7 separate regions of the Mus musculus genome follow, and regions 2, 3, 4, 5, 6 and 7 are each linked to region 1. Evidence: chromatin loops called from intact Hi-C (ENCODE). Cell type or tissue: left cerebral cortex. All regions are shown on one strand. Region 1 overlaps Tmeff2 (transmembrane protein with EGF-like and two follistatin-like domains 2). Region 2 overlaps Tmeff2 (transmembrane protein with EGF-like and two follistatin-like domains 2). Region 3 holds the start of Nabp1 (nucleic acid binding protein 1). Region 4 has its middle 19 kb from the start of Nabp1. Region 5 overlaps 9330175M20Rik (RIKEN cDNA 9330175M20 gene). Region 6 holds the start of Gm17767 (predicted gene, 17767). Region 7 holds the start of 9330175M20Rik (RIKEN cDNA 9330175M20 gene).

Region 1 (4,000 bases):
AAAGCCACTCAGCTTGACCTCTGGTACAATGCTGAACTAAGGAACTGCCTGGGAAACTAAAATATATTTAACCGAAGGATCATTAGTAGATTCCCCACAGAACCACATAACCACAGCCACTAGAACAGCAGCAGGGCAGTGGAGGGAGGAAAATATTCAGACACCAAACTTAATAATAGATCTAAATTTTTGTGGAACTCAAACATGTAGAATGAATGAGACTTCGTTAGAAAAGAAATGTATTTTATTACAAATGCCAAATCATGTGTAGGACCCTAAATGTGGTTGTTCTACAAGGCCAGGGGTTCTGGAGTTGAAGCCAGGTATGATCTGTGATTTCCTAGACTCTGTGCATTGCTGTGATAGATATGCTCCTGTAAGATTACAGGGTCCACAGAACAACTTGTTTTGTTAAATTTATGCCATCTAAAATAAATGTGTGATACAGAAAGAGACATTGTAGCAGTGATGATGCTCTAGGAATCAAGCACTAATGAGGTAACAGTACACAGGAGGATCACTGACAGAGAAGAAAGTCTAAGCCAAAGAAAGCAATGAGCAAAGAGCTTCACCCTATGGGAACCACAGAGCTATTAAAATCCGAGAATCCAGGCTAAGGTCATCACGCTGTCATGCTAAAGGCTCATCAACCACAGGACAGCTATTTTATTGCTAGGAAATTGCTAGACAATTGTGGCGTTCACCCGGAGGAAACGCGCAAATGCCTGAGAACCTTTCTCCGACTTTCAATAGCCTCTTCTACCTCACCTCATCTTCTTCTCTCCATTATCTCTCCCTCTTCTACACCAGGGTTCCAACCACATGTAACCTATGAAACAGCACAGTGATTTAGATGAAAATTCTATGACAGAGGTGATTTCATAACTAATGTCCATCAAGAGGCAGGCATCGCACACTTTCTAGTCCAGACTTTCAGATTTATGAGGCATAATGTTAGCAATTAGTCAGCTGTCTTGACTCAGGGATGCTTTGAAAGTCAAATTCATGGGCTAGTCTGGAGACAACTGTGATCTCTTATTCTGATGAAGAAAACACACGCTGGAACCTTCCTTCTCCCAATTCACTGAATGGTACAGTCTCTGAATCATGAGTTTGCTGTGGGCAGAGCAGAGTCTTGGGCATCCTTATGCATGACATTAGACAGATGTTCAAGAGTGGAGAAAAGGAACAAAGAGAAGATGCTACTCCCTTTTCCATTTTCTGAGGTCACATTAGATGCCTGCAGAAACGTATTATATGAAGAGGTGTTTGGTGTTCACCATCTTAGAGACTGAAATTTCAGGCAGAATTTGGAAAATTGCTAACATCTCAAAGGAGAGTCAAAAATAACAAACTTGGGAAAGAAAAGGTATTGGAATGATACTGGCTCTGAGTCCTTTGCTGACTTGAGTAGCACAGAGCTAGTTGAGATCTGTATGCCTTTCCAACTCCATTCTATGCAAATTTAGTGAGAAATATGGATAGCCCCAAGTATCTATCCCTCCAGGGATATCTATGAAAAAACTAAGCTCACATTTACATCCACAACCATGGTTAGCAACTGCCTTGTTTATGCTGACTTACAGTCATCAGCACAAAAAGTGTTCAGCCCGAGTCCTGTGGTCACTGTTCCTGGAAGGAAGTGATTTGAGGATGTACACAAAGAAAGAGAACTTTTAGTATATTTTAAAGCTTCTACATTTCAGCAATCTGAAAACTTCAACCACAGTATGACGATTCGTTAGCTAAAGACTTAAACTGTTAACGCACTTAAGATTTACAACTTCAGATTATTTTAACTTTTCAACTGGAAGAAATAACTTATATTCCAAACCCCAGAAACTGTTGGCTTTAAAGTGAAACCGGCTCCACCCTTAAGGATACAAAGCCACAAAATTAACTTCAAACCAACCCATAAAATAGGCATGGTGTGAGCTCCCCCTACTGGTACAACATTATTCCCACTTCAGGAATCAAACCAGGTTATAGTTTCTGGGACTAGCTGGATAAAACAAGAATTGCAATTTAGAATTCAAGAGAAGAGAAAGCTAAAGGAGTTTGTGAGAACCAAAAACAATCAACAAAATATAAAAAGCACCTCCCCTAACTTTAGAATAGTCTCCACGAAAGACAGCAAAAGACATGTTTATAAATATTTGAGTCAACCTGTAAGTCCCCACCCAGCATCAGACACCCATGAGTAAAATAAACAACTGTCATTCTCAAGACAACCAAGTTCACATTCGCATGCAGACAGAGAAGCCAGCAGAGCTTAATTGAAGTGATGCTTACACACTGACAATGGATCCCCTCCCTTAACAGCACATAAGAAACGCTGCAGGCTTCAGAGAAATAAAATAAATTATGTAGCACCACGGAGGCTGAACAAAGTCTGAGGGCCTTGGGGTTTTCTGCACTGGGAAATGACTTCTATATTGTTATGTGAACTGGGACAATGAAGGGGAAAGCTGTAAGTTTTATACTTCAAGCCACTCAAATTAGTTGTCCGCAGAGCAGAAAATTCAATGTGCAAGAATCAATGATAAATACAGGTAAAGTGCTACTGTGGGGACATTCGCAATAGCAGCACAACGGAAACGCAACAAAGGTGTTGAGGCTGCTATGCTGTTATAGAGAAAATATAGTGTAAGATGGCACTCCTGCTCTGTCTCGATCAACAAAGGGAGCTGTTCCAAGGTGTCTGCTATATTTGTACGGCTGCACTTTGATTATAACTGATTCTGTTATCACAATCTGCTACATAGCCTACATAGCACATAAATGCATAAAGCCATTTAAAAGCCAAATTACTGAGTTCCCTGTTATTGTATTTTACCTTTTACTGCCATACCGGGGATGATGCTGAAACTGTTGATGATAAATTTCAAGGAGTAAATGAAAAACAAAAACGTCAGACTACACAGGCTTTATTGAAAAGCAACCAACTGAAAACTCCTAAGCACGTCAGTGTGTTTGCATCTCAAAGTCTGAGAAAATTGCCTTCGATGAGTATATTGGGCTCAGCACGAGGGCTTTGGTTCTTAAAATGGTGCTCTTTATGAAGTATATTTGTGTTTTAAAATTAAACCAGTAATGTTGATTTGTGACGAACATGGATGAGATAAAGACGCTATTGACATCCTTCCTACCCTTTCCACATACTTTTCTTTTGTTCTGAGTCAGGCAAAGACTCATTGCACAGACTTGGATAGTGATGTGAACTTGATCCTCATGTATCTACCTCCTGACTATCCATGTTCTTCCTTACTTTGGCAAGTAACACTTGTTCACACCCATACTAGCATCTAAATGGACAGAAAGTATTTGTTACCACCTCACTGGCCCTTTGACCAACACTCAGGTTGTGTGGACTCACTCTGCCTTGTTCCACTGTGGCAATCTTTGTGTTAGTATCTTGCTTCAATTTTGCTTCACATACAATTTATTCTCCACCTGGAGGCCTGAACAGTATTTTAAACATATTAAAAAAAAAAGATTGCCCTTAAAACATTTTAATGACCCTGGTGAAAATACAAATTTTTTTTACGACTCAGCTGAGGGTTTTCTGGTCAAGTGCTGTGGTGCTGAACTCCCTCTGCCCTGTATTTCCCAAGGAGCTCGCAGAGTGTATTAGTTACTTCTCTATGACCATGATAAGACACTGTGACCAAGGCAACGTACAGAAGGGACTTTACTGAGAAATACAATTCCAGAAGGAGAAGAATCCATGAGAGGAGTGCAGCACAGATGCAGGAGGCAGAGAAAGCAGGAAGCAGAGAGAGCATACCTGAGTGGGCATAGGTCTGAACTCTCTTTCTGGTGACATACCTCTTCCAACAAGGACACACCTCTTAGGACCTAGGACACACCACAACTAGGACTTAGCCCAAGGATGCACCAATTAGGAACTAAGTATCCAAATGCCCAAGACTACAGGGCATGGAATACAGGTGACTACACGTAGGGACTTGGCATTTGTCGGGAGCATCCTGCTTCTGTA
Region 2 (4,000 bases), 220 kb before region 1:
TATTTAAATCATCCACATGTGCCACAGAAACTACTCAGAGGTAAATGATAATAAGGAGATTATTTAATTGGGTATTTCATCTTATTCCTTGAGAATGTTCTCAACTTACTTTCCCCAAGCAATGTGACCATTCATACCTGTCTGCTCGTATCTCATAGGGGTTGAAAGCAGCTCTCATGGAGGTCCTCTAGATTCTTAGGGATTTTCTTTCTTATGTAAATACGTTTAAAACTTATCTCTCTCCATTACCATAAAACATTGTCTTTTTGTTTTTCAGTTTCAAATAACAGTACTCTTTGGGCTATAAAACTGTTCGTGGGGGCATTTGTTTGGTAGTCTAAATTCTTTTCAAATAAGATACAAATACAGCAAGGGTCTTCTAAGAAGCCACAGTTTGGGCTCATACTTACTGACACAGTTACAATGTACTCTTAGCTTTTTTTTTCTGCTTGCAGAAACAGAAACAGAATAGGTTTGACCACTGTTTATACACCTAGTGGATACCTTTCTCAGACCCCGCCCCCTGGTAGATTATTTAACTAAGATAGTTATGTTGCTTCTCAGTAAAGACAAATATCTTTTTTTTGCATTTTATTTTGAGCCACAAAACACTTCCATTCTTCCCTTTTGTAACTTATATGCCAGAGATTTTTCTGTTCTGGGAATGACAATGAAAGACAGGGAAGAAAGTAGATGAAGCAGAGATGATTCAAGGATATGACATATCTTATGCTTCCTCAATAAACTAAATTATTTTTTCTCTTTTCCAATAACCGGTATATCCCTTGATCTTGGAATCACTCAAAATCTAGCTACAGATTCCTGTGCAAACTAATGTGTTGTCTGAAGATGCACAGAGGGATGAAATACTGCTGTCTGCGTAGCCCATGACAGTTGGACCGTGCTTACAGCTATGAATTACTGCAAGTTTAGGAATGCCATTTGTTCTCATCACTGAGTATTTATTATATATAACAAATACATGGGAAAGAAAAAACTATATTGTGTGATATAAATAGTTTATTTACATTACAGAAAAAACATCAAGACAATGTATACTATTTCAAATATATCCATACATAATCAAATATAGCTGTAGTACATGTTTTCATTGGTGTAGATTACCACAAACGCAAGGCAACATGTGTAGATCTTGTCTTATTCTTTTGTCTCTAATACTGTATTGTGTAGTCCAAGCTGTTGGTTGTCCGGCCACTGGGAAACATGCTCCCTCTAGATTAACCGTGTGGATGCTCTTGTTGTGTTGTCTGAACTGTAGTGCCCTGTATTTTGCTTCTGTCTGTGAATTCTGTTGCTTCTGGGGCATTTCCTAGAAGGTTGGAAAGTTTACAGATCTTAGTCTAATGTAGATACCTAAAGTTTGCTCCTACAATCAAAGAGTGAAGCTCTAGATGAAACAAATTACTAAAGTATTTTAGAGCAAAAAAACCCCAAAAAACCAAAAAACCAAAAAAAACCAAAAACAAAACTGATTACAGATAGAATCTGATTACATGTATATGTTATTAATTATTATTATTTTCTTCTCCTTGCAGTTGTCTTTAAGCTTTTGTCAAGAACTGAAGAACAGAAGTAGAAGTTGAAGGGAAATATTCTTGCTTTGCCCTTCACTGTTTATTCTTTAAGTCTGTTCATTATATTGTGTGATGAACAGACTCAGCACAAGGCAAAGAAGCAAGTCACAAGCTCATCACAGCTCACTTTAAAGGCCTTCTGCAACTTTATGTATAAATGTCTTAACAATGAGTGCTATATTGACATTCCAAAGCTACACGTTAAGATTCTATCACAGCAGAACAAACCACCTGATAATACCCAAATTTAAGTGCAAAAGAATATTGCTTTGGTTTAGCCTAATATCATTGTTTTATATTAATGTTATAAAGCTAGAGATATAAATTGACACCAATTATGTTGCTTCCATAAAAATCTAGTATTTGGTCACATTATCTGAAAATCTCCAATCTAGTATTTTTTATTATACTAAGAGATTTCTTTAATGATCGAAGCAAGAGCAATAAAAAAAAAAAAACCTAACAAAATTCTATTACCACTAAGGGAGAGACAGAGGAAAATATGTGAATGAGCATACATACACATGTACACGCACACATAGTAGGTCTGAGCATATTCTTGTGTAGTTGCTATGGCTGACATATCTGTCAAAAACAAACACAACTCTAAAAAGTCACACTCTCAGCAGGTGAGAGATGGCGGCAGAAAGGCTGAAAAGCCAGCTTCTCAACAGGACAAGATGCTCATTTGGAACATGTCTCTAGATACTCATTTTTATGAGATATTTCTCCAAAGGCAGGTTCTGAACAGACAGGAGAGAGACAGAAGGAGGGGAGAGTAGGGGGGAGGGGAGAGGGGGAGGGGAGAAGGGAGAGGGGAGAGGAGAGAGGAGAGAGGAGAGAGGAGAGAGGAGAGAGGAGAGAGGAGAGAGATATATATTCAGGGAGAAACTGGTAAGTCAGAAGAGAAAGAAAATAGAACAAAGAACAGACAGTAAGAGGAATCGACACTAGAAATAATTCTGTAAATTGTCTAGCATCTGGGTATTTTGGAACAGATCTTGACAAACAAGGCTTGCTACATCACAAGAAAAGCAGTGGTATCTTAGGGGTCAGAGGTGGACCCAGCTGGCACTAATTTTGAATGAATGGAATGAATCTACCCTGGATACTGGTGAAATGTATAGATTTACACTTTTCCTGGAAAGTCTTTCAAAGGTTTGGTTGTACAAGGGGGTATTTATATAATGAACTGTGACAATGCTAACGTTTTTGATGTGTTCTTTCTCTTCCTCCAGAGCAGATAGAGAAAAGGTTTTATTTAGTTTTAGAATGAAAAGTAAAGAAAAAAGGCGATATACTTGGGAGACACAGCAGACAGAGCTTATTCAGACTGGGAGCTGAGCACAGGTAGTCAATTGCAGAAGACAAATCATGAGAAGCTAGGAGCAGAGGAGCAGGGAAAAATGCAAAGCTACATCAGTAGACAGACTGGCCGTCATTTTTGCTTCAGTACTCAGCTGTGTATTCTCAGTATCTGAGAATGTCTCATATTTCAGGATTTCCGCCATGAAATTTATGATGAATGAATGAATGAATGAATGAAATAACTGCTCACTTTTTACAATGTTGTAAAGTGTGTATGTATACACATGCATGTGTGCACTCAAGTGAATATGTAAATATATGACAAAATTATAACACAAATGCCCAATTTCTGGTAAAATAGTGTATATATTTATTTCATTTTAAAATATTGTATGGGAATGAAAATGTGATTAATAGTTAATTTGGAAACATGGTTTGAAATATTGAAGTTTGGGCTTTCTTCACTATATGAAGCAGCCATCAATTTGTTATTGTATGAATATGAATACAAGTCTTATTTTTCTATGTGTGCTTAGAAAAGTATGGCACAGTTTTCTGTGTTTTAGATTCTTCTCTATCTTTTCTTTTTATGCTCAGAATATTTTGGTTTTGAGTTGGTTTTATGTTCTCTGCCTTTATTTTTATATATCCAATGGGTCACTGGGCATCTAAATATCTAGTCTAGTTAATGAACTCTAACCGACTTAGGGTAGCACCGAGCTCTGATAATAGTCTTTCCTTATGCCTGTAGGCAGGTAAGGATTTGTGAGCTATATTTTGTCTTTTTCAAGAGGAGATTCCACACTTGTCTTTAAAGAAGATCATGTAATACAGATGCCAGGGTGCATTACAGTCTTTACATTTTAATTTCATAATGCTTCTTATTTTCCAGTTTTTATAAATAATTTTGGGAGAATTTCTCTAGTGAGTATAAATGAATCAGAATCTTAATGTCTTATGGATTTGATAAAAACTTTACAAAGCTTCCCTGGAATTTTGAAAAAATAGAATTAATTCAGTTTTTTTTTTAAAGGATCTACACTGGCCTTTTTGGCTGTCTGAGGATATGAAGGATGCATTGGGTTCAGAGTCTAGTT
Region 3 (4,000 bases), 520 kb before region 1:
TCTTCTGGTTTGGGGATAGGGTGCATGAGTCTGTCTACCTCTCCTCTCAGTGTTGGTCAGCCCCGAGAACCCACCTAGGGCACACCCCTACAGGGCCTGGTCTCTTAGTGTTTGGGACCTCTTTAAGGAATGTGTATATAAATAATTCTGAGCATCCCTCTTAGTCCTTTTTATGAGGGCAAATGGTTGAGAATTCAGGGAGTGGCTAGGTCCCCCACCCCACCCCACCCCACCCAGATCCCTGGCCACAACTTTGCTCTATTATATTGTTTGTTTTTCAAGGCAAGGTTTCTGTGTAGCTCAGGCTGACCTTGAACTCACAGATTGCCTGAGATTCCTGAATGGTGGGATTAAAGGTGTGCTTCACCTCTAGGCTGCTCAATGTTCTTAACATGGCTTGTTATTTATTCTTAAACTTTTCTCTATGCTGTTTCTCGGTATTATCCTTAAAAAGAAAAAGAAGTGTGTTTTTGATATATACATTTTCTATTTTCCACAGTATTTGCTTATATGATTCTCTAACATGCTAGAATATACTCTGCTGTTCCCATTTCTTCAATCTGTTTTGGAGGGTTACAATCATACTACTTAAACATAAAATACTTCTGGTTGAAGCCTCCTAGGGTCAAGATTGCCTAAATTGAAATCCAGTTTGGTTATTCTCTAGTGAGTTTTATTACTTGTAAACGGGGGTTAAAATTATCACTCACCATGAGATTAAATAACAGGTAATTATTTTCAATAGAAAATTGATGAAAAGAAATACTGATCACAGATCTATTTGCGACTGTACTTGGGCAATTTATTTATGACCCCATTTTATCCTCTATGAGGCAAGGATCCTAGTTTTATTGTTCAGATTGTTAAATTCTGGCTAGGAAGCTTAACCAACTAATTTCAAGGTCACACAATTAGCCTCCAGCTTGTTTGGTGGCAAAGCACAACCCTCCCTTTCAGGTTTTGTTTTAAGGTTCCCCTTCACCAGTGTATGGTTAACTCATCTTAGTTATATAAAAGCCAAGTGCAATTTAAAGAAAAGGGTTAAGGAAAAAATGAAATATCTGTGGAACTTAACTATGTATGGCTATTATCAGCATGAAAAGAGGTTTATTTACAAGTTACTTTTAAAAAGACCACCTCGTGTTTCTGGATCCCAATTTAAACACCTCTAAAGTACGAAGGTTGATCGCCAAGTTGCCTGCGACTGGGAACCACTCTCTTGGAAGCCTCGGACACCTTTAGTTCGCCCTTTTTTCTCTCTCCTTGATCCTGCTCGATCACTCTCTCCGTTCCTTCTCAACTGCATACTTGCTCTAACCACGGGGTTCGGAACATCTGAGTTCCACGTGATCGCGGGACTGAAGGGCAAAGGTGGCCTTACTGAAGGATCCTGAGGAATTAGAAGAAGCCAGGTCTCCCTCGGAGCACCAAAAGACCCAGCCCTACAGAAACCCGGAAGACGTGGAGCGACCAGCGGGAGGAGGGTGTGGCCGAGAGACCATTGGTCGGCCGGGAGGCGGTGCTTGTGCTGACAGTAGGGGAGGATCCAGGGAAGCTGCGAGCTCAGTGGCGCTGTGTTCCGCCCCAGAGGCGTGCTAGTGGGCGTGGTGACGTCGCGTGACGCCACAAGGGGCGGGGCGCGGCTTAATAAAGCCGGCCTGAGGGAGCGTTCGCCAGTTGCTGCTTGGGACGCGGGCTGCGCGGTTGGTGAACAGCCTTGCCGTTTTGCTGTCACGTACCTTCCCTGAGCCTGGGACGGAGGGGGCGCGCGCGTGTGCGTGTGTTGTGTGAGGGACAGCGGGACTCGGGCAGGGCCGTCTCCTGATCCCTTTTCCCTTAGCGGAGGCGGCAGTGCGCACGCTGGTTTGCTCGCCGCCCACTTGGGAGCGGGCTCAGGGTGCGGAGTGCGTCTTCGGTTTTGTTTTTTGGTTTTTTGTTTTTTTTGAACTTGTGAGAGTCTTTTTCCCCTCCCTTTTCCATTTTTATTTTCTTTTGGCTCCGTGCCTCTAGGGCTGGTTTACCCGGCCCCTGAATTACCGCTTCCTGACCCCGGTCGCCAATCTTGCCCCAGGTTGCTCCCCGGCTCTGCCCCTGCCCCTCCCCGAGGGTGGGAAGCCTTGCCTAGTGGGTCTCTGAAGCGTAGCCGCACCTGCCTCAGTATGCACGGGGTCAACGACCCTCCACTTTTTATAAAAGACATTAAGGCCGGACTGAAAAACTTAAATGTCGTCTTTATTGTCCTGGAGATAGGTAAGTGAGGTCCGCAGCCCGCCCCACACCCTCGAGAGCTCGGACCTCTTCCCCGCCCGCGACCCCACGTGCTCCTGGCCCAGAATCCTACCCGGGGACAGAAGTCAGTCACGTAGCGAGCCAGAGGAGGGTGAAAGAGCTCCCTCGAATGAACTCCTTATCTAACACACCTTTCCTTCTCCCCTTTTTGATTTTTAAATCTTCACAGGACGAGTGACCAAAACCAAAGACGGCCATGAAGTGAGATCCTGCAAAGTAGCTGATAGAACGGGAAGCATCACTATTTCTGTGTGGGATGAGATCGGAGGGCTCATACAGACAGGGGATATTATTCGGTTGACCAGAGGGTAGGTGTGCATAAATTGGGGTAGGTGTGGGTTTGGCCGACTTCGGGGTTCTGAAGTTGTTTGGCTCTTCCATGGGCCACTTCAAGAAGGGAGCTGTTTTAGTGGACCTCACTGGGAGCAGCTCACCTTCACAGCTAATTTGTTTTAGGTAGGGATTTAACTCCCCTCCAATTTTAAAGGTTAATTTTATTTTTGAGAATACCGTGTGGAAGTCAGTGAGCATTTATCAGTGAGGCTGATAAAAGATCACATTACCCTTTCCACCCTTTCTTGGAGACTGGGTTTTTCTGTGTAGCCCTGGTTGTCCTGGAACAATTCTATAGACTAGTCTGTCCTCGAACTCACAGAGATATACCTGGAAATCAGTTCTGTGTGCCACACCAGTTGGACACATTTCCTTTTTAATCAGTTCGTGTATGAAGTATAATGTCTTCCACCCCTTTCCTTTTTTGGTACCTTTTTTTGTACTCAATACTCATCGTTGTGATATGGACATGAATGAATATCTGGAATACTCATTCTTGAAAATGATTTCATCTGTAAGATCAGAGTTTCACAAAACCCAAAATAATACACAGTGGCAGAAGTTAATCTTTGATTCATTCAGAGTATTTAGTTGGTTATGGAGTTGGAATACTTTTTTTCATAGACTTGAAAATCTTACCAAATGTTGGCCTTAAGAAAAGTTCAGGAAAGAATCTTAAAAGTAGAATATGGAAGCTTCTGTGATTGGGAGAATTGTAATAATTTTATTGGTAGCCATCAGAAAAATAGTTGACAATTGCTGCTGAGCTAAGAGAATGGTAGAAGTATTGAGTCTTTGGGCAGGAGTTCTTTGATCCTATCTCACAGGCCTTACAACATTTTCAGGAAGTGAGGTAAGGTATCATCAAAGCAGGAAGTGAGAGTCAGAATTTAGGCATCTTATTCTCAGACATTGAGTCATTGTGACACTAAATTACATCTTTTTAACGTCCATGTCTTTTCCCCCCCAAAAATCACTTCTTTTGGAGGTTATGGGGAGAACTACAATACTAATACTAATCATAATATATGTTTTAATGAAGTTACCCACCTTGGTAGTTGTACAAAGAAACATTGAAAAAGCCAGACTTTGGTCTGATTCTGCTAATCTAGATTTAATGATGTCATTCACATTTAAAATTGCTCACACTAAACAATTGGTTTCATTCTGTTGATATTAAAAGTTGCAAAATTTGGGGAAACCAGCAGGGCAAGAAGATTAGTGGTCTATCTTTTTTATAGCTGCTTTAGAAAGTGCCAAACTTTGAGGAGCTTGAGAACTGCTGTCTGCAGAAGTAGACATAGTACTGTTATATCATCCTTGGCCATGTCAGTAACACAGACAATGCTGGTGTGTTGGCTTTATGTACCTTGTGGCT
Region 4 (4,000 bases), 500 kb before region 1:
TTGTAATCAGGTGTACAATTTTCTTGGGAAGTATTATGATGCATTTTTTTTGAAAAGACCAATTTTCTAGTCCTTGTCTGTGTAGTAATGAGCACCTAGAACCAGGATTATAGTTTCTAAATGACATTTCCTCTTAAGAAACAAGGATTCCTTGGAGCTGGAAACATCTTTTTGGACTTAAAAGAAAGGAATCTTTTAAAGACTAGTAGCTCATTTCAAAAGGACTTACGGGTCAATTCAGAGAGCTTATTCCTTGACAAAAATGGAAAATATAAATTAAGATAATTGCAATACATCGAAATTTATGTGAAAAAATCCATGAATTAAAAAATCATAGACATATTTTGCAGAATGCTAAGACACTCATTGTTCTGAAAACAACAGAGTGCATTTATATTTCCTCTTGTGAGACGGAGCTGTCAATATAGATACTTTCTTCTTCACCACCAATTCTACTTGATTAGGAATAAGAATATTAAAACTTCACTCTTTTGTGGTCTTTAATGAACTAATCTAAGAAATGATTACCAATGTCTTCCAAACTTTGGAAAGGTTGACGTGGAACTTTCTAAGTGGACCAAATTGGCAATTCAGCACATAGTAGGGCTGGCCTTCCATAGGCACAGCTTTCAATCTGTGGGTTCTGCAACTGTGAAGTCATCGCACCATGAGGAGTGTGTGTCTGAATTGATCATGGACAGACTTTTTCTTGTATTATTCCCTAGACAATAAAATATAATAACTATTTACATAGCGTTGAGAAGTGTACGAGTTGCCACTGCATCAGAACAATGAATACAAAGTCGAATAAACTGAAAAGGCAATTCTTCCTAAAACAGTAGGAGCAGTAAGGTCAGAAGGCAAGTCAATGTCCCTGAAGTTGGTGTGAGAGGCACAGAAAATCATACCAGAGTGGAAACTCAGGAACAGACAACTCAATGGGAATTAATGCCCAGCTGGAGAAAGCCTGCTCAGGAATCGATGGAAAGCTGGAGGTTCAGCCTAAAGAAATCTTAGATAAAAAACAAGGAGCTCATTCACTGGGATCTCCCAGTCCCTTTTATTAATTCTTAGAGAATTTCTTACAATGTGTTTTGATAATATTTACCTCCATCCCTTGACTAGGTAGACCTTTTAGTAGACTTGTTGTTACTGAATAAAAAGTCTATGCCTGAGGATATCTCCATAGAAACATTGAGAACTGAAAAACTCTGGGAAAAGTGGGGAGAACACATACCCCAAATAGCAGTTCCCTTTTAAGCAGTATAACTATGCATGGTGGGGGTATTAAAATGAAGGTACTGAAAGATCACAGTGTCATTTTGAAGTTTGGGTTGTTTGTAAGTATATTTCAATCTCTGCAGCAGCCACTGGGGTGGGGGATGGAGGTCTGAGATTCACTGATGTGCTAAGAAAGATGAGAAAGTAAGAGAACCTTTGGGCCTCCTGTCTGTATTGGTAAGGTGCTAGTAGTGATGGCTATCACCGTGCTTTTAACAGGGAAATTCAAAGTCAAGCTTTACTAGTTAGCAATAAGGCATTAATGAACACCGGGCAAGCAGAGACTAGCAGAGTAGGAGGTAGAAGGGTGGGTCTTCCTCTAAGATGGAAGTGGAACAGCTGAGGAAGGAATTAGTCCAGAGGAGTCCTCTATCTTTTGAAGGTCCTCACTCTTTCCAAACACAGAAATTTTATTTTGACTCATGTGTATGGGTATTTCTAGTCACGTGTGTGTGAATGCAGCATGCAGATTCTTGGAGCTGGAATCACGGGCAGCCGGTGCTGGGAACAGAGTGTGTGTGCTCTGGAAGGGCAGCAAGCGCTCCTAACCTCTGCGCCACCTCCCCAGCCAACAGCTGCCCTTTCTTAGTCCCGGAGTTGAGTCCAGATCTCCTGGGGGAGTGTGCTGTGGTCTGCTGATGGGCAGAGAAGTTCATTGAGGTGGTTCAGGCTTGGGGCTCAGCAGGTGGGTTCTGGCAGCCTGGAAGGCACCAACTGGGTCTGTGTAAAACACACTGGGAAACTGGCTGAGCTAGACCTGAGGGACCAACCTTTGGAGTGTTGGCAACACTCCCCAGGAGGTGAGCACTATCTTGTGTCTCCTGAGTTCCTTTCCAGTCAAAGAACTAGTGTCCCTCCCTCCAACAGTCTCTCTGCTGCCCTCTACTGGTGAAGCTTTACATCTTACCACCTGGGGAAAAAGTAATAAAAGAAGTAAACTTGTAACTAGTGTTGCGGTCTTGACTTCGACTTGGCTTCAGAAGGACCACACCAGACCAAATAGTTCCACGGGAGGTTTATTGGGCGAGAGAGGGCAAGGTGGCTGCGGGAAGAGGGGGAGGGTAGATGGGGGGGGGGGGCTTTCTTCATATATGGGTGATGACGTAAAGGTGGGAGGTGAGCCAAGTGGATTCTGGGAATATGGTGGTTGTTGCCTTGGTAACAGGTGTTCGAGTCTCGCCTATGTGATGTCAGGGGTTTCGGAGGTCCTAATACCAACAACTAGCATCTCTATTGAAATACTTATATATGCAACAACAAGACGTCTGTGGTTCAAACCAATCATGAAGGTAGAGAAAGAAGCATTCACACAAGCAATGATAAATACTAAAGAGGGACTGTAGAAAGGGCTCAAATATATTCTCCCCTTCCTCTTCATTTTAAGTATAACACCTTAAAATGTGAATTGGCATGTTTCTGGAGGACACCGAAGCTTTATCTAACAATCTAGGGTTGCTTAGAATGTGGGGAGAACTAGAACAACCTCACATGGATCCACTGCTGGGAAGGTGGAGATAGCATCCTGGCTGATTGTGGGACAGAAAGAAAAGTCTTTCTTGGAAAGCCTTAGGCTGACATCAGGAGGCCACACAAGCTTAATCCTTACATTGAAAGGGACTGACAACATAGTTTCCTTAGTGGGTTTAGGTATACCTAGACTATTCTAAGTACTAGTTACGTGTTTGCAGTTACTAGCTATGCTAATGTATTTTCTGACAACGAGCCTACGCTCTGCTGGCAGGGAGCTGAGGTGCCAGGAAGCTGACAACTTTACACTCCCGATGCTCCTGAGTCTACAAGCTAAGAGAGGGGTGAATAACCCAGTGTGCGTCACTGCTGCTGTTGTCATCCTTCACTGACACCAGACTCCAGCTTCTTCAGATTCCAACAAGACTCCAGGAATCTTCTGCAGACCAGATTGGGATATCGAAAGAAAACAGATGTGTGGACTGAGGTGATATCTGCTTCTCAGCCTCTCCGCTCTAAAGATGGACATTTTTTGATTACCTGGTATATATCTTGTGAGCCAATGTAGTGAATCTTTGTTCATAACGTGTATGTATTCTATTGGTTCGTTTCCTTTAGAGAACCCCATACAATGCAAATATTGAATTAAAAAAATAGCTCACTGGAATCCAGCAAATTATTATTGCACTACAAAACTAAAGTAGTTCCATAAGATCAGCCAAGGAGAGGCTGGAAAAGGGATGGTGAAGTTAATTGTAGTGGCTGGGGAAGCAGGGATCAATGGATGCGGGAGGAAGGATGCTGAGTATCTCAAAAGGCATAAGTGGCAAGGATGGAAATGTGACAGGGTCTTTACAAGCATAGGCTCAGCTATGCAAATCATGAAATGTAAATGTTGCTGTAATAAAATCCCATGACCAAGTACAACTTCTGGAAGACAGTTTATATACCTTATGATTTTATGGGGAGAGTTTATAATGATGGGGGGGGTACACAGCAGCAGAAAACCATGATGGCAGGAAACTATGACATCACAGTTTTGTTTACCTACAGGAAGTAGGGAGGGCAAACTGGAAGTGACCTGGATTTATAAACACCCGACAGCCCAGCATTCCTCCGCACATTGCAGGCTGCTTGGACTCTGAGAAAGGAACCAGCTGCAGAAATGAACTGAGCAGTGCAACGTATTAGAGTTGCTCTGAGTCATCTGGCAAGGGGCTGGAAACTGATGGGCCAAAGCAGAGGAAGAAGG
Region 5 (4,000 bases), 300 kb before region 1:
GTCCCCAGAAGTGCAGCTTCCCAACCTCACAGGGAGGAGATCTGCATTGGCAGCAGGACTCAACTCATTTGTCCTGGTCTTTGAACATCTTGCAAACTCTGCTGGTGGCACAGATCAAAGGTACGCCACACTGGAAAATCTCCTCCTAGCCTGAGTTAAGATTATTATAGTGTTAAATTCTCAAGAGATACAAAGAAGCAAGCACCAGACATGGGGCATAACCAAGTCTTTGTGAACTCCTTTGGCATAATGTAAAAAGACATGAAAGGGACGTCTTGGGTGGTAAAATGCCAACAGGAGAAGTTTCAAATCTACATGAATCTAAATATTATCTTCCTCTGAGGCTACTTACTTGAAACCATCACTGTATTACTCTGAGTACTGTTATCTTGTCATCATGCTGTTGGTTGTGTTCTACATTCTTGCAGAATAGTATTAAGGGTGTCTAGGAATAATCTAGTCTCAGAATTGCATGTAGACGGAGCAGTGATTCTTAGCCACATTATTTATTTGACAAATTACATTAGGCACTGTTTAATGCACTTGGGATAACTCAATAAACATGACAGGCAAAAATCAGAAAAAAAATCCTTGCCCTCATGACCTGCATGCTTAGTTGAACATATGTGATAAAATGCAGGCAAGATTCTATACTTACCACTGAACCACAAGTAGCTTAGTACTTTGCCTGTGGGATCAGCCATTCACATTATACAGGGAGTAGAGTGCCTCCTGAGAGAGTCAAAGTTATGCTGCAGGCTGGCCTGTCAAACAAGAGAAGTTTTGCAAGGCCTCTCTTAAAACATGCCTGGAAGAAACCTTCTATGCTTCTACACATTCCAAATGTGACACACCTTTCATCTGGAGCTGGGCTGTGTCACCAGTGCAGTCATACAGCCATCACAATGCCAGTTTCCCTGAGTAGTGTGTTCACAGTGCCTGCCAGAGTCACCGCGTTCATTGATTTTTCTCAAAACAAGACTCCAAAGCAGCTAAGGAAATAAAGTAAGACAAACAAATGAACTGAGAGGAAGCCCATGGTCCCATTTCCAGGAGTAGCAAGCAGTTCATCACTCTATTCAATAGTAAGAAGAAGGAGTTTATGCATAGACTCTAGACAAACTAGGGAGAATTGATTGCCATTGCTTAGGAGACTTGGAAGGTAAATACTTAAGCTTGGATTTGAAATGTCTGTTAACATACACATAATCCATGCTACTCCGTGTCCTGTGCAGATGTGCCTATGTGTGCTTTATGAATAGGAGGTGCCAGCTGTGGGTCGGGAGAATGTGAAATATTCCCAGGCGCCAGTACCCATAATCTCTCAGATGCTTTATAAATGCATGAAATGCTTCTTGGGCTGTTTTTTTTTTTTTTTTTTTTTTTTTTTTTTTTTTTTTTAAGTCTCTGAAATAGCCAAAGCTGTTGTAAAATCACAGGGAGCCAGACAGCTTACAGTCAACAGCAAATCAAAGGGGACTCCTCTGTGTCAGTTTTTACTAATAGCCATGGGGGGAATGTATTGAATCTGCCAAATCTGTATTTGATATCCTGTTACCAAAACCTGCCTGCATAATAAACTTCTGCCTTTCTACCCTTTATTTCGCCACCTCATGGCCACATTAGAGGTTGGTAAACCCCTCAGGACAGGAGATGGCTTTCAGCATAGGCTGGAGCAGTTCACAGAGCACACTTGATCTGTGTTCCTCCTTAGAGTCCCAACATACTGAGTCCTGACATCAGAAGTGATTTCTGTCAGTTCTAATGTGCCTGAGAAATTTCTTTCAAGGCAGTTTCCTCTTCTAACACATCCCTGGGGAAGTTCCCTTGGGGGCCGTGAGGCAACAGTGGAATGTGACTATGATAAGGCATTACCATGCTTAGGAGTTCTGTATGAAAAGCAGCGCACTGCATCTGTTGTTTTCCTTATTTAGGGTTCATTTCACACTGAATGATACTGGAACACTACCCAGGACTCTGCCTTGACTCCCCTGCAGTCTTGTTCTTCCTCCTCAATGACGGCAGATCCCGAAACACTTAGTGACATATGGCAGCCTTGCTGAAGAATACTGAATGCCATGCATTTGCTTTCGGGCTCTGAAGTGCTGCTTTCCATTTTGGGCATCATATTTCTTAAAGTGATACTGACCAAGTGGAACTCTCTGTGTCTGGAATCCCGTTCGGGAACAGGGTAGGTCGAACCCTAGTCTCTGAACAACTAGTACATCCACAGCAGGGGGCCAAAGGGATGGATGCGTAGCAGCATTTCAGGAGAAACTATTCAAAGAAATGGGAGGTGTTCAAGCCTAAAATGGTCAATTATTATTATTGTGTTTTAGAAGGAGGTCATAGCCATAATTCAAGTGTTTGAGAAGTTGCCAAATATGAATGCAGTTTATTTCTACAGTTTCAAAGGTAAACAGATTTTCACTCTATATAAAGCAGATTGTTCTGCTAGAAACAGCTATGTCATGACAAAACATATGTACACAAGAAACACACAAACAAGCTAACAAAACAACAACAACAAGAAACAAGCTCCTGTAGATTTAGAGACCTCCTGCACAGTCTGTATACTCTTTCCTTTCCCCATTTCTAACCTGGGAATCAACTCTGAGGCCAAAGGCATGATAGATAAGTGTTCTACTATCAACTATACTCCCAGCCTCTGTAATTTTGTGAATTAAAAATTTCTTGCTTAACTAGGCATGGTGACATACCTCTTTAATCACAGTACTCAGGAAGCAGAAGCAGACAGGTCTCTGAGTTTGGGCCAGCCTGATCTACAGAGCACGTTCCAGTACAGCCAGGGATACACAGAGCAAACCTGCACTGAAAAAACAAAATAACTTTTTGCTCAATTTTCATTTTGACAGAGAATTGACAAAAGGCTTGGGGGAAATCTCTTTTTCCATGAGCATACTAAGGTATCCTGCCTTCTTAATAATGGTGGCCTTACTGTGTTTAGGGCCACAGTCTTAAATGGAGGAAAGCTCACAACAGCAGCTAAGCATCCTGCTCCTTATCATAGCCTGTACAACTGTTGAAGGTCTGGCTGAGGTTGGATATTACTCTGCTTGCTTAAGAGCTAATCTCTCAGTTTTCCTGCCATGAATGGAATGCTATTTCCTCTGATAACAATGTTCTGCTTTCTCTTGGGAACCACACCTCTCTCCTGCCAGTCCTCTTGTCAAGGATCCTAGTCTTTGTCAGGCACGCTGGAGTGGGAACGCACTAAGGCTTGGTCAGTCCCCTCAGTCTTGGAATCTGAGTGTTGAGTGTTATCCTAGAAGTACAGAGCAAGGGTGGGGGCTGTTTCTCTATACCCCTGGGAAGCAAATGCTGTTTAGTCCATGTTTCCTAGACTCGCCTGCAGATGGCAACTTGATGGCGTGTGTTGTATATGTCTGTTGCATAGCATATTGTTTGATTGTTAGGAGTTTGTATCAAGATCTAGAATGTGTGATCTTGCATGTTTTGAGAGAGAAGAGAGAATGATATGCATGCAGTATGTACAATCAAGTATTTTTTTTTTGGAGAGTTTTCCAGGGGCTTGTTTTACTAAGAGGCCCAAGGGTGTGAGAATTCCTGTTTCCTGAAGTGTTGGGAAGTGAAGGTCAAAAACTGGCCGTGCTTCAAGTTCTGAGACAATACCATACAATTTCAAAGCTGCTGTTTGTGTGTGCGTGCAAATGTGTGTGTACAGAACCCAGGAAGAAAGGCAGTCTCTAAAAATTTGCTTTGAAAAATGCCAAAACTCTGAGCTGCATGTTTGAGATCTCTCTGTTTTGATGAAACCTGTCTCTTTGGTAAACACAAGGCACAGTAGGGCCTGCGTCCTCCTGCCCTGCAATTGAACTTTTGTTCAAATCAGCAACTTCCCTCACCTTGGCTGTTGAACTGCCCTTTGTGGTAACACTCACAAGTGAACTGGCAAGAAACCATGGAAAGAAAGGGTGTGCTGGAGTGGATTGCATTTTTCCTGAACACGCTGAAATAT
Region 6 (4,000 bases), 640 kb before region 1:
GAAGTAGGCACTAGAATATTAGAGAAATAATTCTATCCACTACTCAATATACTCCGGAGTGACGAAGACTAAAGAGTAGACTTGCTATCTTTTTTTTTTTTTCCAGACTCTTGCTTAGGCAGAGGACTCTATCTAAGGTGAAGTGAAGAATAGGTAGCAATTTATTTTTTACCTTCTGGGATGTCAATTGCACAGGGTTGAACTCTGTTGTTGTGGGGAATCTCAGTGGTCCCTCATTGGTCCAGCAGAACCAGGAGGTGAAGAGTTGAGGTGGAAGCTATTGGAGGCTTATTGTGGCTGTTAGTGGTTCTATTTCCTGGAAGGCCGAGCTAATGATGAAATGGAATGCCCTTTCCTTTCATGTCCCTTTGTGTCTGATGTTTTCAGTTGTTAACTCAAGGTTGAAAGAGAGCAAAATAAAAACCTGAAAATAAAAAGCAAGTAAAACTCTCTTTGGTCTGCGCTGAATAGTGTAGAAAAGGCTCCGGCTTTTCAACCCCAGTTAGTATGGATGTATCGGGAGAGGCCTCTGCCTGTGTGCTTGCTCGGGAAACACTGCTCCATAAGCTAAGGTGCTGCTTTCGAAGGAGCGCTTTCTTCCTTTGGGTTTCCTTTTGTCCTCCTATTTTAGAGGACTAAATGGAAGCAGTCCCTGAAGGAAATGATTCCACACCTTCTCTCTAATCTAACTCCACTCAATTCTAGCCTCTTCTTGTCCATAAGAACCACCTTTAATTTTGCACATAAACAATTTAAAGTCCTCCAGTATATGAAACACCCCTGCCCACGCCCCACCCCCACCCCACCCCCAAGAAGGCTTTGCCTCATCCTGCAGTTCCTTTGGCGTCTTGTCCTTAAGTCTAAATTCATCCGAATGTTTTCTGTCTTGTTCCCTGTCCCTGACTTCCCATAGCTTTCTCTTCTCCCTTGGTAGAGTGTGGGCTTTGCCTTTTCCCCTCCTCTTCCGGCTCAGAGGTCTTCTGCCGTCCTTCGAATCTGGGATTTCTCGGGCTCCGCCCTTCTCTACCCTCTCTGCCGTTTGTATATTAGAGTGGCATTTTTTTCTTTTCCATTTCTGGTACTAGGCTAAGACCATACATAAGCCTGCCTAAAACCTCTATTACGTAGGTACCTGAATAGAGGCAACATCCAGCATTTCTAAGCTTCAATGTCTACATACAAAATGGGCATATGGGCCATGAAGCCTAGATGTGCATTTCCGGCTCCCCCTGATTTATGTCTAGCTGCAAACTCGATGTGACCCAAAGCCAAAGCTCAGCACCCACCTCTCTCAACCTTTCCCTGTCACAACAGTGCCATGAGAATCCTAATGCAGACATAGCTGGAAGCTTGACAAAAATCCCTGTTTCCCCCAGTCTCTATAGCTAACATATTTCAAGTCTATCATATCATATACCTATCGGAAATAGACCTTAAGAGTCCGCCAACACAGCCAAATGGCAGTGGCATGTGCCTTTAATCCCAGCACTCAGGAAGCAGAGGTAAGCAGATCTCTGTTGAATTCGAGGTCAGCCTGGTCTACAGAGCAAGTTCTGGGCTAGCCTAAGCCACAGAGAGAAACCCTGTCTCAAATAAAATAAAATAAAATAAAATAAAATAAAATAAAATAAAATAAAATAAAATAAAAAAGGTCTGCCATGCTCAGGCTGCCTCTCTTACTGGACAATACTATTTTAGCCTCTGCTCTCTCTCTCTTCTTCTGGGTTCTGCACTACACTCCTTGTCTAACCATGTTGCCTGCAAGATCCTCTGAAATCGCCAATGTGATCACATCTTACCTGTTCTAGAAGACACCAGTGGCTCAACCATTTGGAGGGCACATGGGATTTTGTCTACACTTTATTACCCTGACTCTTATCTTTATCACGGGCTCTCCGCAGAGTTCCTTGAGACTTCGCTGCGCCATGGGCTTATGTTGTGTGCTCTGTTTTCAGTACTTTCTTCCTCCACGTGGCAATATCCTCCGAAGTTGCAAAGCACATCTTCAAACATTCTTCTCTACAAGGCCTTCTTTGATCTGTTTCAGGAGGTATAAATCTTCCACCGACTCTCGTCTACCCTCAGAACATTCTCCCCCTCTGTTTGAAGTCTTATCTAGACGTTCGAGAGCTATCTGATGATTGAGAAAGGACTGCAGCTCAGGCGTAAAACTGTCTGTAGCTTATCACACCACTGAGACTAGAGCTCACGAAATATGTATGGCACGGAGATGAGGGTCACGGGAAGCCTGCCACCAGGACTGGAGTCACAGCAGAACTATCCTTGGGTTGGTATGAGCGCAAAAAGAAAATGTGTTGGGAACTCAAAAGATCTCAAAATATTGGTTGTTGTAACCAATCCTAAACCAGTGGCATTTGCCTAGTGTGTTCCAGGTGAACAAATCCACTAGGGGGCAGCAGAGTCACTCCACAGCTCTACCAGGGTCTGTCTGGGCAGATTTCTCCTTAGCTTTCCTCTGTACTCCAAACTACAGACAGATCCAGCCTCTTGCTGTCCGAGGCTCAAACAGGAAGTCCCTCTTCTTCAGCGATGTAGAAAGATTTAATGTTAAGCTGATTAAAACAAATAAAAACATATGAAGAAAGTTAATAAAAAATTGTTTGCTACTGAACACTGGGGTAGGTTTAAATCTCTCAACAGACTACTGAAAATGAAGAGACTTCACTTAGCAAAAAAACAACATTATACACAAAGCTGGGCAGTACCTTTTCCTGACATTCTCTAGTAGTGTGAGAGTTTTGAGAGTCAGGCCTGAGCTCTCATAGGTTCTATGCTAGTTTAGGACAAGGGGTCGACTGAGCATTAGTAGGAGTCCTGACTTTTTGGTACCCATATTCCCACCATCACATTCCTACTTCAAGAGCAGACAGCCACAACTCTGACAGCATGGCTCGTGTTTAGTGGTGCCTCTTTAGTTAGTTTGTGAGAGAGACTCAACTGAGGTTTTTTTTTTTCTTGCTTTCTATCTTTGAAAGTATGTATTACTGATCCATTCAACTTTTAGATTCTCCAAAGAAAATTCTTTCCTAGGAAAGGTGAGAGAGCTACAAGAAGATGTAGCTAAAATGAGTTTCATTTTGGGTTCTGCAGTGGCAGTGGCAGCCTCGGCAACGGGATGCAGGCAGCCATGGCAACGGGATGCAGGCAGCATGGCTTCAGAAATGAGCTCTTCACCAAGATTTGAAAGAACTCTTCGTGCATCTTAGTTTATAATTATGGCCCAGCTCTTGGGGGCACTTCACAGCTGAGCATCTCTCTCCAGGTTCCCTTCCTCAGGTGAGCCTCCTCCTTAACTCTGCTCCATCCGATGCACGCCTTGAACCTCACCCTACGGTTCATTTGCTGATGTCTATTTAATTACACACTGCCAGGCTTGAGAAATCTCAATGATTGAGAATTATAATACTTTGTTTTATTAAATTTCCTGGATTTTTTTCATTTAAGAAAATTAAAATGTTTCTTTTTAATTCTTAGTATACCTGCAGGAGCTTGGTACTGAAGGTTAGAAGGGAAAAGGTTGGAATCGTAGCAGCAACTGAGTGCCTCCGTAAGCAGAGATTGGAGTGTGCGTTGGGAAGTTTGGGTGGCTTGTTTTGCTTATTTATGGTTAACTTAGACCATAAGCATAAACTCTGTTGTCTATTATAACATGGGTGCCCATGGTCGTTCTATGTATCCATCCGCATATATTAAGGAAGAATTCTACTACCCCTAACTTTTCCTTCCCCCAACTAATGAGTAAGGAGCTAGAACAAAGCGTGTCCAAATTTCTTTGAGATTTACTTTATGCTTTTTAACTATGCGGATGTGTTTTCATCTCCACTGGGTGTGACTATGTGAATGCTGTGGCCAAGAGGCCAGCAGTGTCAGAACCCCTTGAGTTGGAGTTACAAGTGTTTGTGAGCTGCTCAACTGGGGTGATGGGAACTGGACCTGGGTCCTCTGAAAGAACAGTATGTGCTCGTAACTACTGAGCTGT
Region 7 (4,000 bases), 370 kb before region 1:
TTCTCGGCCCTCCTTTGGCACTGCTGCTACGATAAACACAGGGCTGGGCTGTGAGGCCATAGTGTAACTGCAGTGACTTGTCTCCTGATGAAACATGACATCATGACCTAGACATTTTAAAAACATCACCCTCAAAAACAATAACATTAGTTTAAAATCTAAACCAAACCAAACCAAACCAAACAAAACCTTCCAAAATTCAGAGCCTCAAGTGTAAGCTTTTGGATCCTTTACTGACTCTAAATTGGAGAGACTCTGATTCTCTGTGTCCTGATAGCTCGTGTAGCCACGTATTATTGCTACATCAATAAAATAGTATATATCAGTAGCTTAAAACAACACCAATTTATCTTTCATTTTGGACAAGAGGAGGCCTAAAATCATGGTGTAGCTCAGAGCCATTGCCTTTTGGGAGACACTGTAGGTAGTCTGTTTCCCCCGTTAGCCTCTAGGGCAGTGGTTCGTATCCTTTCTAATGCTGCGACCCTTTAATACAGTTCCTCATGTTGTGGTGACCCCCACCATAACATTATTTTCATTACTACTTCAGAACGGTTATGAATCTTAATGTAACTACGTTTGGAGATAGAGGCTAGCCGGGGGTCAGGTCCCACAGGCTGAGGACTGCTGCTGAAGAGGCTGTCCGCATTCTTTGGCTTAGGGCATTTCCTTTGCTTCTGGGCATCTCTCCCACCTCTGTTGTCTGATCACATTTTAGGGTTTTGAAGTATCTGCTTTGCTCTTATGAGGACTTTTGTGATCACATCCAGAAAGGCCATAAGAAATCATTCCATCTCAAGTCCTTTAAACCTAGACTCATCCAAGAGGTCCTTTGTATCATGTAAGGACACTTACAGGGTCCAGGGTTAAGGACGATGGTAAGTTTGGGGAGGCCATGATTGAATATGGAAAGCTTTTCATATAGGAGACAAGATCAGCTGCCGACCGTGGTGTTCATTAGCCTAGTGCTGGAGTGCAGAAATTACAGAGCACTTTAAAACGGTTTCTCTGAAAGGGCTGATCCAGACTGCGCCCATGTACATAGTACATAGCAACACTTTCTTGTCCAAGGATCAAAATGGTATTATTTTTTCCCGAAACCCTTTGCTGTTTGGTAACGGAGATAATTCATATTTTATTTTACTGTGATTTCATGTTGTCTCTTTTGATGACACTGAGTGTCAAAAACACACAGAAGGTGATTGTAAACGCATTAGCATATTAACATACTTCCTTGGAAACTGTACTCAAGACTCTGTTATCCAGTGTTTACTTGTAAGCTTATGAGGTTGTAGTGTGGAAGGGGTGATGGGCAGCGGTGGTGGCTGGACACAGAGTTCTCTGAACATTTCAAATATTTAGGACAGTCAGCAACTAGCTGGGAGAGTGATCCTGTCCATGGGGCCCATCAGTTTATCTGGACTCATGACTGCCACAGCTTGTAGAGACCTGCAGCATGCAGCTTGTCTCTGCCTTACCACTTCTCTCCCAGAGGAACAAAGCAAAACCAAGACATTTTGCTTAAAGGCCATTGTTGTCTAATGGTGGGCATGGTGGTGTGAGTGACATAAAAAGCTCTCTAAATAAGTAAAAATTCGAAAGCCTTTTTATAAAATGTTCTATTACACAATGACTACGTGCTAACTTGGAGAAAATGAAATTGTAGGCAATTAAAAAAATAAAAACAAATGAACAAACGAACGAGCAAACAAAAACAACCCACAAGTCATGTTGAAGAAGGAAGATGTGCTAAGTAAGGGCTCCTTTATTCCCGGAGAGTTTGGTATCCCGAGGCCTGTGGTGACAGTAACAGAAAGTCTAAAGTGGTAAGATTGAGCACACACTATAAAATGGGGAGGGTTTTATAGTGGCTAGATTTTATTTGCTTATAAAGCCTCTATCCTTTCTGCCTCTTAAGAACACTTGTTGCCACGTTAGAGCATCCAGACATAATGTAAGGTAAACCCCGAGGAAAACATGCAAAACGCTGCTCAGAGGGTTCTGAAAGCCTACGGTTCCTTTTCTCACTTAATGCAACTGGGGCTTTGCTTTCCCTGAACAAGACAAGTGCCTGTGGTTTTCCTCCCTAAGATCTGCAGGAGGAGGCTGTTTTTAGCTGAGAGCTGCTGCTTTGCCTATCACTGAAGTGCTGGTTGTAGGATGCCTGGGAGAGAAGGCATCTGGAGAGGAGGAAGGCGGAAGCAAAATGCGTGTAGGGAGCTCAGGGCTAACAAGGCAATGTGCTAGGGATGTACTCCTGAAGCAAGGGCAGCTTGGAGGCAGGCAGATGGGGGGGGGGCGCTTTGGCAGTCTTTAGCCTCTTAGGTTCTTTCATTTGTTTGTTATTCTAGGGAGCTCTGATTTATTTGTATCATTTTACTGATATTGGGAGGTTAAAAATATGTTTCCGTGTGTATAGCAATTAACAGCAGGCTCTGCACAGTGGAATATTCCAGGATTTAGGAGACTGCTAGACTTTTATTGGTTCCAGCCAGCAGATGGCGGTAGTGTACCATAAAAGAGCACACAGGGTTCGCCCAGTGAAGCCGGGAGGTTCAGTTTTGTTTTGCTTTGTTATTTAAGCTCGACAATACCCATCTATATATCCTGTGGGCGCACAGTGTTTGAGCCTCGTCTAATCTTAAACTTGTTTTATGATGATATCATTATTTTTTACTGCTACAAATTAACTGTCGGTTTCAATCTACCCCATATTTCAGCTGCCTTGGGGGGATCATCTTGTCAGTTGTGTGGCTTTCCAATTTTATGACTGAGATCAAGAGTGATTCCTTAAAGGCACATGGGAAACAATGAAATGTGGGGCAGTGACTGTGAGCTCCGTTTGGTGGCCACTCCCGGAGGTGATCAGGAACGGTACAGAAGGACAAGCACGCCACGAAGCCCACAGCTCCGTCTGAAAAGTGACTGCCTTGACATTTACCCAGGCTCAGCCACTCGTTTAGGTATGGTCCTGACTTACTATCAATGGAGTAAAGCGGGGCTGCATGAATCCCAACATTATCTTATAGCGTTATATTCAAACACAGGAGAAAGTAGAGATTCTAGGGCACGAATATCTTTGATGATACACAGGAAGTTGTCTTCTTTCGCAGGGACAAAAAGCACCCGCATCCAATCACCTATTTACTCTCCCTTGAGTGGGATGCTTTCTGGGAGCCTACTGGGTGTTTGCCCTTGTGTGAAAAGTCCTTGTGAACCTACCGGCAAGAAGCTCTTGATTGCTGCCTAATCTTTTCTTGAAGCGTAAGGGCAAAAGAGATTAGGATCCTCTTGATAGAGTTGGCAGAGCACCATTGATTGATGATAAACTTGAAGGAGAAAGGGGTCATATTCCAGCTTGCCCCAGTCAAAGATTTCCGACAGACAGCAGCCCACTGTTGTAAATCTGTTGCCAGCCAGCACACTGTCCGTGGGTGTGCAGAGGCAGGGACAAAGCCCAGAGGCTGTGAAAAGACCCGGCTGCTCCTGAAATGCTGGGTGAACAGAGTAAGTGTGGGTTCAAGCTCCCTCCAAAGTCATCTGTTCTCTGCATAAGGGCTACTTTGGCTTTTTAAGCAATCTGTGACTCACTCGTCTCCTGCCACCCCACCTCCTAAACGTTCAGTCCCTATGCAATTGTTCTTAACCCTGTGTCTCTAAGTAAACCTAGAATTACTGGAGAATTTTCTTTTAAATAAGAATGCTTTAACCCCAGCTTCTAGAACTAGATGGTCCTTATTAGAATAAATAAGAATGGCTACCCTACAGCATGCCCAATATGAGTTAGGTCTCTTCCTAATGTGTGTGTGTGCGTGTGTGTATAGATCTCTTTATGTCTTTTTTTTTTTCAGATGTCTTTCTCAATTACTTCACCTTATTTTTTGAAACAGGCCTCTCACTGACTCTAGGACTCATTCTTTTGACTAAACTAGCTGGCCAGAAATCCCTAGGACTGCATCTGCCTCCCCAGTACTGGGATTACTAATGGATGCTGCTGCTG

What was found. A loop is a pair of places that touch in the nucleus more often than their neighbours do. Peaks named below come from ENCODE experiments on the same cell type or tissue, not always from the same donor. Only the 100,000 strongest peaks of a DNase experiment are listed, where the experiment ranks them.
Region 2: a loop joins it to region 1, with 2.7 times the contacts of the local background. A loop is called at or near these places in 5 of 42 quality-filtered maps.
Region 3: a loop joins it to region 1, with 2.7 times the contacts of the local background. A loop is called at or near these places in 8 of 42 quality-filtered maps.
Region 4: a loop joins it to region 1, with 2.0 times the contacts of the local background. A loop is called at or near these places in 11 of 42 quality-filtered maps.
Region 5: it touches region 1 in a loop (2.3-fold over the local background); 9 of 42 quality-filtered maps call a loop at or near these places.
Region 6: it touches region 1 in a loop (6-fold over the local background); 17 of 42 quality-filtered maps call a loop at or near these places.
Region 7: it touches region 1 in a loop (10-fold over the local background); 37 of 42 quality-filtered maps call a loop at or near these places.

The regions. Positions count from the first base shown.
Region 1 is chr1:50,960,416-50,964,415 of GRCm38, reverse strand. All of the region lies in intron 4 of Tmeff2 (transmembrane protein with EGF-like and two follistatin-like domains 2), which reads right to left. Among named protein-coding and RNA genes, the nearest start is that of Tmeff2, 35 kb to the right of the region's middle. In left cerebral cortex, a CTCF peak has its summit at 1,943 (motif pointing left); DNase peaks (open chromatin) are centred at 1,046, 1,933 and 2,701; H3K4me3 peaks cover 375 bases; H3K27ac peaks cover 612 bases.
Region 2 is chr1:51,182,715-51,186,714 of GRCm38, reverse strand. It overlaps Tmeff2 (transmembrane protein with EGF-like and two follistatin-like domains 2), which reads right to left. Exons shown (of 10, transcript NM_019790.4): 10 at 1-1,330. The coding sequence ends at 1,234. Among named protein-coding and RNA genes, the nearest start is that of Cavin2, 100 kb to the left of the region's middle. In left cerebral cortex, no CTCF peak of the experiment used is centred here; no DNase peak of the experiment used is centred here.
Region 3 is chr1:51,476,075-51,480,074 of GRCm38, reverse strand. Nabp1 (nucleic acid binding protein 1) reads left to right here and starts at 1,676. Exons shown (of 6, transcript NM_028696.3): 1 at 1,676-2,250; 2 at 2,459-2,597. The coding sequence starts at 2,160. In left cerebral cortex, a CTCF peak has its summit at 1,573; DNase peaks (open chromatin) are centred at 1,579 and 2,276; H3K4me3 peaks cover 2,093 bases; H3K27ac peaks cover 1,652 bases.
Region 4 is chr1:51,457,347-51,461,346 of GRCm38, reverse strand. No RefSeq gene overlaps it. Among named protein-coding and RNA genes, the nearest start is that of Nabp1, 19 kb to the left of the region's middle. In left cerebral cortex, a CTCF peak has its summit at 2,158 (motif pointing left); DNase peaks (open chromatin) are centred at 2,056 and 3,025.
Region 5 is chr1:51,265,267-51,269,266 of GRCm38, reverse strand. All of the region lies in intron 2 of 9330175M20Rik (RIKEN cDNA 9330175M20 gene), which reads left to right. Among named protein-coding and RNA genes, the nearest start is that of Cavin2, 22 kb to the left of the region's middle. In left cerebral cortex, a CTCF peak has its summit at 1,678; DNase peaks (open chromatin) are centred at 753, 1,971, 2,894 and 3,699; H3K27ac peaks cover 1,268 bases.
Region 6 is chr1:51,595,598-51,599,597 of GRCm38, reverse strand. Gm17767 (predicted gene, 17767) reads left to right here and starts at 2,880. Exons shown (of 4, transcript NR_151621.1): 1 at 2,880-3,297. In left cerebral cortex, a CTCF peak has its summit at 2,411 (motif pointing right); DNase peaks (open chromatin) are centred at 2,420 and 3,133.
Region 7 is chr1:51,332,647-51,336,646 of GRCm38, reverse strand. 9330175M20Rik (RIKEN cDNA 9330175M20 gene) reads left to right here and starts at 2,868. Exons shown (of 5, transcript NR_045151.2): 1 at 2,868-2,963. In left cerebral cortex, a CTCF peak has its summit at 2,495 (motif pointing right); DNase peaks (open chromatin) are centred at 2,152, 2,517 and 3,457; H3K4me3 peaks cover 1,323 bases; H3K27ac peaks cover 2,517 bases.